Regions from separate parts of the Homo sapiens genome. Here region 1 is linked to region 2. A link is a contact called in ENCODE Hi-C or POLR2A ChIA-PET data. All regions are on one chromosome and are shown on one strand. Each heading gives the region's core, a stretch centred on a gene start or an enhancer-like site at or near the end of the contact. The rest is flanking DNA. Distances are from core to core; before and after follow the strand shown.

Region 1 (5,918 bases), core at 818-3,317, 140 kb before region 2:
TATGTTAAGTAATGTAACAATGCCAAATGAGTTATACAAATGCCAAAACTAATTCTTGAATGAGAAAATATAAAATGCAAACGAGAAGATAATCAAGCTTATCTGGATCCAAAATCCAGATTCACAATCAATTTAAAAATTGTAAATAAATGCAAATGCCTAATGAGCTTGTGGAAAAGAAGAGCTCAACTTCATTAGCAATTAAGTTGATACAAATACAAACAATAAGATATAACTTATGATTCATGAAACTGATAAGGACTAAACAATTACAATACTCAGCCTTTGCAAGGGTTTGAGGAAAGGAATATTTTATGTTGGTGATAGGAGTATAAATTTGGGCCTTGGGAATGCAATTTGGCAATGCATATTTTAAAGCACTAAGTATATGCTTGTTATGACCCAGCACTCACACCCATTGGGATTTATCTTGTGGAAAATAACTGGTTGTTAAGCACAAAGATACATGCAAAAGGATGTTCACTGCACTGGTTTTTACAATAGTAAAAACTGTGGAACCACTTAAATACCCATAAGAAGAGAGTTCTTTAAACTATGACATATTCTGTACAGATTGATTTACCACTTGAGGTGTTGATAGGGAAAATAAATGGCTGCAGTAAACAAAAACCACAATTCCCATCTCTTCATCATTAAAAAGCATATATTTTGGGGAAGAGTACAAGAGTCAGCTCTGAGGGACTGTTTGGCAGTGGAGCAGGTAGAAACAGGAGAGCACACACAGGCCCCACCTAGAAGAAAAGACACAAGCAAAAGGACAGCACTGGAGGAGGGGCTCAAATACAAAGGCCAGGCCACCTGCCTAGGGACACACATGTGCAATAGAAGCCACTCAGAGAGAGAAGGAAGAAGGGAGGTGATGAACATAAGGGGCAGGACAGTGGTCATTCCCGGCCAGGGGCAGGCTATGCAGGGAGGAGGCAGGAAGGCCCTGGGTATGGAAGTCGCTCTGCTTCTTAGGCTGGGAGGCAGTACCTAGGCTGTTTGTGTTGTCGTTATGCTTTTGACACATGTGTATTACAGATACTCCTTTTCAGCTATCAAATATTACATAATAAATTTTTTAAAGCACAGAAGTGATGACACTTCATTTTTAGTCATGGCTTTGCCAAAGGGCTCTAATATATGACTTGCTTCCCCACAAAATATCTGAAGAGGAATAAAACCACTATTGATCACAAATGTACAATTCTCCAGTATGCAGCTTGTCAGAGAAAATGAAGTGCTCTTCAAAAGTATTATTATGACACTTCTGCAAATTTAATTGAAATCTCAGCTCTGAATACCCCGGGGCCATGGTTGAGCCTGTTCAGTTTCAGGATCTACCAGTAGCTCACAAAGAACCAGAAATTGAACGTGTGTTATCACTGCCATTTACTTCTGAAAAGAAATGTTAGCAAACCACGACAAAACTGTCATGAACTCTATTTCTGTAGAAGAAAATGTATCTATAAAAGCCTTAGCCATGAGGCGGAAGGATCACTTGAGCCCAGGAGTTCAAGACCAGCCTGGGCAACATGGAAAAACCCCACTCCACAAAAAATACAAAAACTCACCAGACGTGGTGGCACATGCCTGTAGTCCCAGCCCCTTGAGGGGCTGAGGCAGGACGATGGTTTGAGTCCAGGAGGTCAAGGCTGCAGTGAGCCGTGACTGCACCACTGCACTCTAGCCTGGGCAACAGAGTGAGACCCTATCTTAAGCAATCAAGCAAGCAAGCATCGGCCGTAGGTTTGGTACAAACAAAAGCTGCTGTGCCCAGCTCCCAGGTATCTTTGTCATTAGCTTCAATTCAGTTTCAGGATGCTGTCAGGAATTGTCACTCCTGGGAGGAAGTGTGCTAACAATGAAATTGGAGAATGGATGCAATGCTCAGAGCCATCTTACTATTTTTATTCTCCTGACTCAAAATACACCTACCACCAGACAGACCCAGGGGACCCAGGCAGGGGCTTTTCCTGCCACATGAGCACTGCTTTGTGCTCTGAGAAAGCACTGCTGCCAGCCTCAACAGCTGCTCTTGTGAGTTTCCTATGCAAATGAGGCCTCAAAAAGATCTGACAACCTTAGGGCCACATCCCTTTGGTTATTCCACTTCCCCTACTTACAGATTCCCACATCCAGACACCGAAATAGGACTGAGGAGCAACGACCTGTTTGGAATTGAGGCTGGTCCTGGGAGCAGCAATGGCAGATCTCCAAAGTGCTGTCAGAATGCAGACTCCCAGACCCCACCCAGACTTGCAGAACCACAATCTGCATTCTGACAGATCCCCACGGGACTCCTGTGCACCTTGAACTTTAGGAAGCGCTGGGCTAGAGGGCTTATCTTAAACTGAGGTTTCATAGGGAGCACGGTTTTCAATCAGAGTTCGAGTGGCTTTGAAGATGGGCTGACTCCCATCCCCCAGCCAGGTCTTGCTGTGCCACTGACCAGAAGCCAAACTCAGGGTGATGGCCCCGCCCTCTTCCCTACACTCCAGGGGACCTTTTAGCTAGCCCATTGCCCAGGCAGGGCCCTCTTGCCGGCTGAGGGGTCCCCAGTATTCAGCAAGTAGACAAGGCCAGCCAAGGAGGCAGGAAGGCCAGGAGGGGCTGACAGTCTCCAAGTCCATGAAGGGACTGAAAACCCCTCCAGGGTCCTACCCATGCCCCTCCCATCCCCTATCCCACACACTCACAATGTTCCTGCCACTGCTACCTTTCCTTCAGCCCCTTCTCACCTAAGCTCCCTGGAACCCCCTTTCCACAGTGAACAAACCATCTTCTCCATCAGCCTCCCCTCTGCTTCACCCTAGGCCACCTCTCCCACAAATGCCCATCCACCGCTAGGTGGGTGAGTGAAGTGTGCTATATCCACATGATGGAAGATTACATGGAAATAAGGACTGAAGTGCTGACACGTGCCATGGCATGGACAAACACCGATGATGCTCTGCTCTGTGAAAGAAGCCATGCACAAAGGTCACATACTGTGTGCCCTCCTTTACATGGAATGCCCAAAATAGAGAAATCTACAGCTCAGGGCTGGGGAGGATGGTGGGAAGGGGAGAGTGACAGCTAAAAACAGGGGTCTTCTCATGGTGATGGTTGCTCTGCGAATGAACTACAGGCCATGAACTGTGCACTTCACATGTGCGGACTGTGTGGCATGTGAATATCTCACTAAAACTCATTACAGAATAACGTCTCTCCCCACCCAGATCCCTTCCAGGGCCGCCCTCTCCTTCAGGGCCGAAGAGCATCATCAAGGTGTTACAGAAGTCCACCCAGACCCAGCTTCAAACAGCCTCACCAGTCTCCTCGCCACCCACTTCCTCTCGCCTTGCACTTTACCCTCCAGGAATTCTAAACCCTCCTCAGCCCTACCACCTCATCCTGTTTCCTGCCCAAGCCTACATTCATGCCTGGGGCTTCTGAGCCACCTCACACTAGTCTTCTCTCAGGGCTGGGCTGAGGCTGCCCTCCAGGTTCCCACTAAACAACACCTCACCCCCGGGAGCCGTGGGGGAATCCACATTCTGTCATGCAGCTCCAAAGCTCAGGCAGGCCCCTCTGCTCCCACCCATGGGCCCTGCCCAGGCCTCCAGGCACGCGGCCAAGTCCCAGGTACTACAGCTGCTACCTCACCACAGCACCTGCCAAGGACTCCTCTGTCACTCTGCTCATTCCCCATAGCCACGGGTCCCAGCACCCAAGAGTCCACCCGTCCTCACAGACTCTCAGCCAGCCAAGGCCAACAGGTGCCTGGAATGCAAAGATTGGTAACTCTTCAATTGTCTCCAGCATTCCACTTCCCTTCTCTGGGAAAGATAAAGTCAGCTCCAAGGAGAGTCCTTTCTGGCCCCTATAAGTAAGCAGCATCTTAAGAAGACACTGTGTCCCCATCTCCTGGGTCTGGACTGTGAGCAAAAGTACAATGCATGGTATTAATTACCATAACGGGGAAGAGCAGTGTGGTAGGTGTCTGTCCCCCAAGAAAGGGGGCAAGGGGAGGAAGAGGTATTGGGAATGGTATCAAAACCCCCAGGACTAAGTCTGGATCTTCTTTGCTGGCCAAAGTATCAACACTCCCCACTAAGTGACAACAAGGAGTAGAATTCCTAGTCATCCCAATGGGGCTTCCCTCAGAAACACCTCTAGGATTTTGAGTCTCTTCACATCCATGCACAAGGCACCTAAATTTTGGTGAAGGCAGCTGACATTTACCCTGATGAGTGACAGGCTGAATTATGTTAGTAACCTGGTAGGAAAAAAACCCTTGATTGACAAAAACACCCCCCTCATCTTTGCTGAATTTGTGTTAGATTACTTGTACAATGCAATTTTCATGATGAGAATTAAGGTAAACATGGGGCTCAGAGGCTGACAGATAAATTGAGTGATTTTCAATTATTAAATCAAGATCAGGAACATTCCTGGACAAACAAGCAAAGAATGCACTTGACGAAGCCTGAAAAGAAAATGCCCCCATTGTCACTAGGAAGGTCAGACCATCAAGATAAATGCTTGCATTTTAGGTTCAATCAATGATTCACAGAATGACTATGCCAGAGGCGACTCCACTCCACCCACACCTGTAAATTCAGACACATCCCTAAACATGTGAGGATCTAGACAAGTGAACTTGAGGATAATCCAATGCTTTGGCACCAACTGGCTTCCCTCTTCTATAACAAAACAATCCAGGTGGGAGAGCCACACACAAAGATGCCAGTTGTCTAGAACTGACCACAGTACCCAGCTGCCTGGAGGGAGCAGAGCAAGGAGGCTCCCAGTTCTGCTGGGTGTCAGCCTCCATCTTGGAAGATCTGTCTGAATCCTAGGGATAAAATGTCACACCAGACACCAAGACCTGGGAATGAAAGAAAACACTGATGATATCGGGAGGTTTTTTGTCGGACATCTGCTGAGCAGTTAAAACCAGGAAACTGAGGATACACTGGTGTGGGGTGATGGTGATACTGACCATCATCATCCAGAGAAATGAGAGATGTGAGCCTCTGTAAGCAGAGGGTGACTTGGGATTAGGCTCTAATGCTGAGCCCAGCCCAGGAACACCTCGGAGAGTTCAAAGTGAGGCTATTACAGCATCTTACGCAAAAAACGAGTGGAGCACCTTAGAGAAAGAGCGTCATTAAAAAGTGGCTCCTGCCAGGTCAGCTTGGAGACCTGGACCCAAGAGAACTCAACCTGACAGAAACAAATTATTTAAACCAGTGACATCAGGACAGAGGCTAAAGCATATTGCTTCAAACTATTTGCTTATGAACTACAAATAAAAATATAAATCCATTTATCACCCATTCTGAGGTAGGAGGTGGGACTCGACTCAAGACTTGGGGCTCAGACACTGGACCAAACTGAGGACTAGCTAAAACAGGGTTCAGGTGGAAGCAGCTTTCCATCAGACACGCCCATCAGTGTGCCACTCCAGTTACTACTGCCATGGCAACACCACGGAGTTACTGCCCCTTTCCATGCTAATGACCTGGTGACCCAAAAGTTACTATCCCTTCCCTAGAAATTTCTGCATAAACCACCCCTTAATCTTTGCATGCAATAAAAAGTGAGTATAAATATGACTGCAAAACTGCCCTGAGCTGCTACTCTCTGCCTGCAGGGTAGCCCTGCTCTGCAGGAACAGCCACAGGTCTGTAACACCACCTCTTCAATAACAGCTGTTTTCTTCTACTTCCAGCTCACCAGGGTTCTTTCCTGGGTAAAGCCAAGAACCCTCACTCACGGGCTGAGCCCCATGTAGGGGCTTCCCTGCCCTGCATCAATTCCACCACTGAAAGAACAAAAGAGGGGGCATGCCAGTCACATTTCTATTAGTTAAGGACTGCCTTGTTCCAGGAAGGTTGCTGACAGCTTGTGGATTTCCTCTCTTGGAA
Region 2 (5,489 bases), core at 1,651-4,150:
TTTTAGATCCTCTTCCAACACTGTTCACAGACATCAAATTTTAGCTGCTGACAATGAATGATGGGACATGGGGGTTATTGCCCTATTCCGTCTGTTAATATGTTTGAAATGTGCCATAATAAACTTTTAAAAATTAGATTATCACAGTACCCAACCTAAGGCATCAAAATGTGTTTGATCAAGCTGGGTGCAGTGGCTCATGCCTGTAATCCCAGCACTTTGGGAAGCCGAGGCAGGCAAATCACTTGAGGCCAGGAATTTGAGACCAGCCTAGTCAACATGGCAAAACCCTGTCTCCACTAAAAATACAAAAAAATTAGCCAGGCACAGTGGCGCGCACCTGTAAGACCAGCTACTCAGGACACAGAGGCATGAGAATCGCTTGAACCCAGGAGGCAGAGGCTGCAGTGATCAGAGATGGCACCACTGTACTCCAGCCTCGGCAACAGAGCAAGACTCTCTCAAAACAAAAACAAAACCAATTAGCCAATTGGAGAAATCTGATGGACTGGGCATCAAATGATATTACAGGGTTACTATAAAAAAAAATGTGTTTGACCAATCACATAAATTGAATATACCACATAGTAAAATGTGTGACTCCTAAGCTGGACATAGCGGTGGCGGCACACGCCTGTAGTCTAACTACTCAGGATGCTGAAACTAAAGGATCACTTGAGCCCAAGCGTTTGAGGTTGTAGTAAGCTATAATAGTGCCACTGCACTCCAGCCTGGGTGACAGAGCAAGACCCCATCTCTAAAACAAACAAACCATAAATGCATAAATTTAAAATAAATGTGAAGTCAACCAACTATTTTAAAATAAAATAAAATGTGTGACTCCTGATAATCTATGCTGTCCTGACCATAAAACAGGAAGTTAACATTTTAGAACCCCTAAAATAAAATGCCATTCAAACACAGCCACATTTCAGTGAAACCAGCCACATTTTAAAGGAATCAGAAAATCCCTTTCCATTACAATGCAACTAGAAGGCCTGCATAAGTGGAGGGCCCTTCTAACAGAATTCCACAGTTCCCCAACCCAGAATTCCCGAATTATTTACACTTTCCCATAATTAACACCCTTATCTTTTTTAATATGCAGGTTTGGTTGTTTTAACTGAAAGCATATAACTTAAATAGTGAACCAAAATAACCCAAACTCTTATTCAGCACATCTCACAGAATACACATTTTCAATATTCCAGATTAGCAGGATGGAGAGTTCAGGAGAGAGATCAAAATTTAAATCTGTCAGTGACGACCACACACAGCAGCAGACTGCAAGGTTCTTCTCAATAATGCAAAACATCTTTCATCTATGAATTTTCCCAGTTTTCATGAATTTAAATATCTACAGAAATGTTATAAAAGCTTTAAAATTCCTAAATCCCAGTGCTACTCTATTCCCTATTATTCCAGGACCATTTCCAAAACCAAAGCTACCAGAACAGCTTAGAAATCATTAGGCGGGGTTGAAAAATAGACTCTTAGATTTAAATATACGGTTTTGGTGGGTTTGGTTGTTTCTTTAGGGTTTTTTGTTGTTTTTGTTTTGTTTTGTTTTTTGTTTTGGGGTTTTGTTTGTTTGTTGTTTTTTGAGACAGAGTCTCGCTCTGTCGCCCAGGCTGGAGGTTACTGGCACAATCTCGGCTCACTGCAACCTCTGCCTCCCGGGTTCAAGCGATTCTCCTACCTCAGCCTCCCGAGTAGCTGGGATTATAGGCACCAACCACCGCTCCCGGCTAATTTTTGTATTTGTAGTAGAGATAGGGTTTCTCTATGTTGGCCAGGCTGGTCTCGAACTCCTGGCCTCAGGTGATCTGCCCGCCTTGGCCTCCCAAAGAGCTGGGATTACAGGTGTGAGCCACAGCCCCCGGCCTGTTTTGTTTTTAATTCATACTTTTGTGGACACAAGAACGCATATTTGGTGCAGACTGGCTCCAAGGACAGGATATCTGAAATTATTTGAACTGAAACAATATAGTTGTGCCAATAAAGACAGAAAAGACTAAAGACAATATAAAGCTTGTCATTTAAATGTTTTTTAAAAAATATCTTTCGTACCGTGGTTTTCTTAAAACGACTACTTTATCTACACTAATCATCTGGACCTCTGATGCCCAACCGAGACGAAAGTGCTGAGTGATGACCAGGGGTCGGGTAGCTTGGTCCACAAGAAAAAGAGAAATGTTTTCATCTTGAATTCTTTAGATCCCGACCCCTCCGCGCAGAGTTCAGCGGGCGAGGGCGAGGGGCGTCCTGGGCAGGGGGCGCCCCTCATCCAGCCTAGGCTCCAGTCACGTACGTGCACGCAACTGTCAAAGCTCAGCCCAAGGAGCAACTCTCCGCATCTGTGCATTTCATCCTGAGTCAAGCCCCATAAAAATTGGAATACGTAAAAATGGGCAAAAATTGAACATTTAAAATACAGCAGTGAAAAGGGAGGAGTGCCTGCTCCGGAAATGCTCTAAGCGTGGTTCATCAACACTCCCTGAAGAGCGGACCACGGAGATGCTCCGAGGCTCCGCCATCCCGCACGCAGGACAAAGGTGCTGAGAATGAGGCGCGCTGGTCCTGCACCCTCTGCCGAGAGCCGGAAGCCAGGGGCGCGCCGGGGCCGGTCGGGCACGTGCAGGGGGCTCTCCGGCCGCCGCGCTGCCCCGAAGCCGGCCCTGGGGACTCGCGGCTGCGCGGACCGAGCTCGCGAAGGGGACCAGGCTCGCGGAGGGGCCGCAGCGGCCCCAAGGATGGCGCAGGAAGACCCCCCACGCAAGACAGCCGGTCGCGGGGGTCAGGGGCGGCTCCTCCCGGGCCCGGCCCCGCCCGACTGACCTGTGACGCTGGCCCGGGTGACGCGCTGCACCACGGCCTTCATGGCGGCGGCTGGGGCGAGTGGGGCGGCGCCGCGCTGCGTCCGGCCTCGCGACTCTGAGGGCGGCTCCGCAGCCGGCGCCCTCTGGAGGTGACACCCGGAAGCGCGCCCAACTGGCCGGTCCGACTCGGTCGGCTGCTACCCACCCCACGTCGGCCACGCCCACTCTCGGCCTGGCGATAGGCCCACCCACTCATAGATTGACTCCGCCTATGCCTGCCACGCCCACCTGCTGCCCAACCGTAACCCCGCCCGTCATTGAAAAGCCCAGTCCCCACGCTCGGCCCTGCCCCATCCACATCTGGGTCCCGCCAGAGCCCTTTGATCCCCCCATCCCGGGCCCAGCCCCTACCCAGTGCCCAGAACCCACTCTGCCCCGAAGGTAGTCTCTATGCTGGTTTTTTTCTCCCACATACCCGAACCTAAGAACCCGTCATCACTAAGCCTTTAAATTCAGCCTGAATCCTATTTCTAATTGTATTCCTCTTTCCTCTTCCACTCCTCTGCACGCAGATCCTCCCAAATTCTTCTTCCTTGTCTTCCTGCCTCAGTGGCTTTTCAGATACCACATACAAAAGGATCTGCTGCCTAAAATAGCCATTTACCTATCTCACTATTAATTCGACTTAGCCATGTCATGATAATAAATAGGTATGTGATTCTAGAATTCTAATTTCTCATGTAATATAAATGCTACTAATTGGCCCCCTCACTGGGTTGTTAGATTTAAATGAACCAAACCACGTAAAAGTGCTTAGATGGCAGCAAAGGGCTGTACAACTATTACCCCAACAAATTATTATCATTGCTAAAAATAATTCCATCTCAGCAGTCTTCACCTTAAAGGTGACTAATAGCATTGGTGGGCGTAGAAAAGGCACTGAAATTGAGAAGAAACCCTCACTTGCCCAGAAAAGACTACAAACTAGTGTGCTTGTTTGTTAAATACTGAATACTAAATTGCCTTAATAACGTTGTCAAAGTTAACATAACCAGTAACAAGACATCATGTGCCTCCTGATATTGCACTGGGAAGGACACAACATCAATCTTGTGGTATTTCTGCCAAATAATGTATAACCTGAATCCAATCATGATGAAACATAGGACAAAAATAAATTGAGGAACATTCTACAAAATAACCAGGTAGGATTCCGAGAATTAAGGAGGATTTTTTTTTTTTTTTTTTTTGAGATGCAGTTTTGCTCTTGTGGCCCAGGCTGAAGTGCAATGGTGTGATCTTGGCTATCCACAACTTCTGCCTCCTGGGTTCAAGCAATTCTTCTGCCTCAACCTCCTGAGTAGCTGGGATTACAAGCATGCGCCGCCACGCCCGGCTAATTTTGTATTTTTATTAAAGATGAGATTTCTCCATGTTGGTCAGGCTGGTCTCGAACTCCCGACCTCAGGTGATCTGCCCGCTTTGGCCTCCCAAAGTGCTGGGATTACAGGCATGAGCCACTGCGCCCAGCCGTGGACTTTTTAAAAGACAGGAAAACTACCTGTAATCCCAGCACTTTGGGAGGTCAAGGTGGGCGGATCATTGGAGGTCAGGAGTTCGAGGCCTGCCTGGCCAACATGGTGAAACCCCGTCTCTACTAAAAATACAAAAATTAGCCAGGCATGGCAGCGCATGCCTGTAATCCCAGCTACTCGGGAGGCTGAGGCAAGAAAATTGCTTGAACCCGGGAGGCGGAGGTTACGGTGAGCCGATATCGTGCCACTGCACTCCAGCCTGGGTGACAAAGCAAGACTCTGTCTCAAAAAAAAAAAAAAAAAAAAAAAAGACAGGAAAACTAAATTAACCTGGGTGGTATCCTGGCCAGAAAAATCAAGAAAAGGAAAAGCTTATTATTGGAACAACTGGTAAAATTTGAGTTTTTGAAAAATCAGCAGGTCTCAATATTTTGATCACAGGATCCCTTTACATTCTTAAAAATTATTGGGCACAAAGTATAGCTTTTGTTTAGGTGGATTATATCTAAAAATGTTTACTGTTTTTAACTAAGAGAAATAGTTAACATGGATTTATCAATGCATTTAAAAATAGCAATAATAAATCCCCTACATATGAATATCAGAGCAATGAAGTCACTATATGTCACGGAGCCCCTGGAAAACTCCATTGTGCACTCCTGAAAGAATAAGACTAAAAAAGGGAAAATTGGGCTGGTCGTGGTGGTTCACGCCTGTAATTCCAGCACTTTGGGAGGCTGAGGCAGGTGGATCACTTGAGGTCAGGAGTTCAAGACCAGCCTGGCCAACATGGTGAAACCCCATCTCTACTAAAAATACAAAAATTAGCCAGGCGTGATGGTGGGCACCTATAATCCCAGCTACTTGGGAGGCTGAGGCACAGGAATCACTTGAAACCGAGAGGCGGAGGTTGCAGTGAGCCAGGATCACTGCCACTGCACTCCAGCCTGGGTGACAAAGTAAACCTGTGTCTCAAAAAAAAAAAAAAAAGTTAACATACTTAAAATGGAATTCAAAATGTTCACCCCTATGGTACAATAAAGACTTTGGCCTTTGTTAATTCTGGGTTTCTGGCATGGAGCTTTAAAAATTCTTGGAATTTCTCAAGAGACAGGAGTATCTTTGTTATTCATGA

What was found. Hi-C counts contacts between places; a loop is a spot of excess contacts on that map. ChIA-PET counts read pairs that join two places held with the same protein, here RNA polymerase II (POLR2A). Pooled maps may share reads with other maps.
Region 1: a pooled map shows a loop between it and region 2 (6-fold over the local background). The contact joins the enhancer-like site here to the promoter of DTD1 in region 2. A Hi-C loop is called at or near these places in 3 of 37 single-sample maps with no recorded cell type and 5 of 50 pooled maps. POLR2A ChIA-PET finds 5 or more read pairs at or near these places in 1 of 52 experiments (Panc1).

What each region holds. Positions count from the first base shown.
Region 1 is chr20:18,724,825-18,730,742 of GRCh38, reverse strand. The region is part of intron 4 of DTD1 (D-aminoacyl-tRNA deacylase 1); the gene reads right to left. Among named protein-coding and RNA genes, the nearest start is that of DTD1-AS1, 29 kb to the right of the region's middle. RefSeq lists an enhancer at 2,019-2,542. Within about 2 kb of position 2,067, at least 3 of the 41 ENCODE cell types and tissues checked have a DNase peak (open chromatin) inside an H3K27ac peak, as active enhancers do.
Region 2 is chr20:18,585,465-18,590,953 of GRCh38, reverse strand. It overlaps DTD1 (D-aminoacyl-tRNA deacylase 1), which reads right to left and starts at 2,900. Exons shown (of 6, transcript NM_080820.6): 1 at 2,839-2,900. The coding sequence starts at 2,881. It overlaps LOC124904878 (a long non-coding RNA gene), which reads left to right and starts at 3,489. Exons shown (of 3, transcript XR_007067547.1): 1 at 3,489-3,529. RefSeq lists enhancers at 2,364-2,423, 2,264-2,763, 5,435-5,489 and a silencer at 2,534-3,073.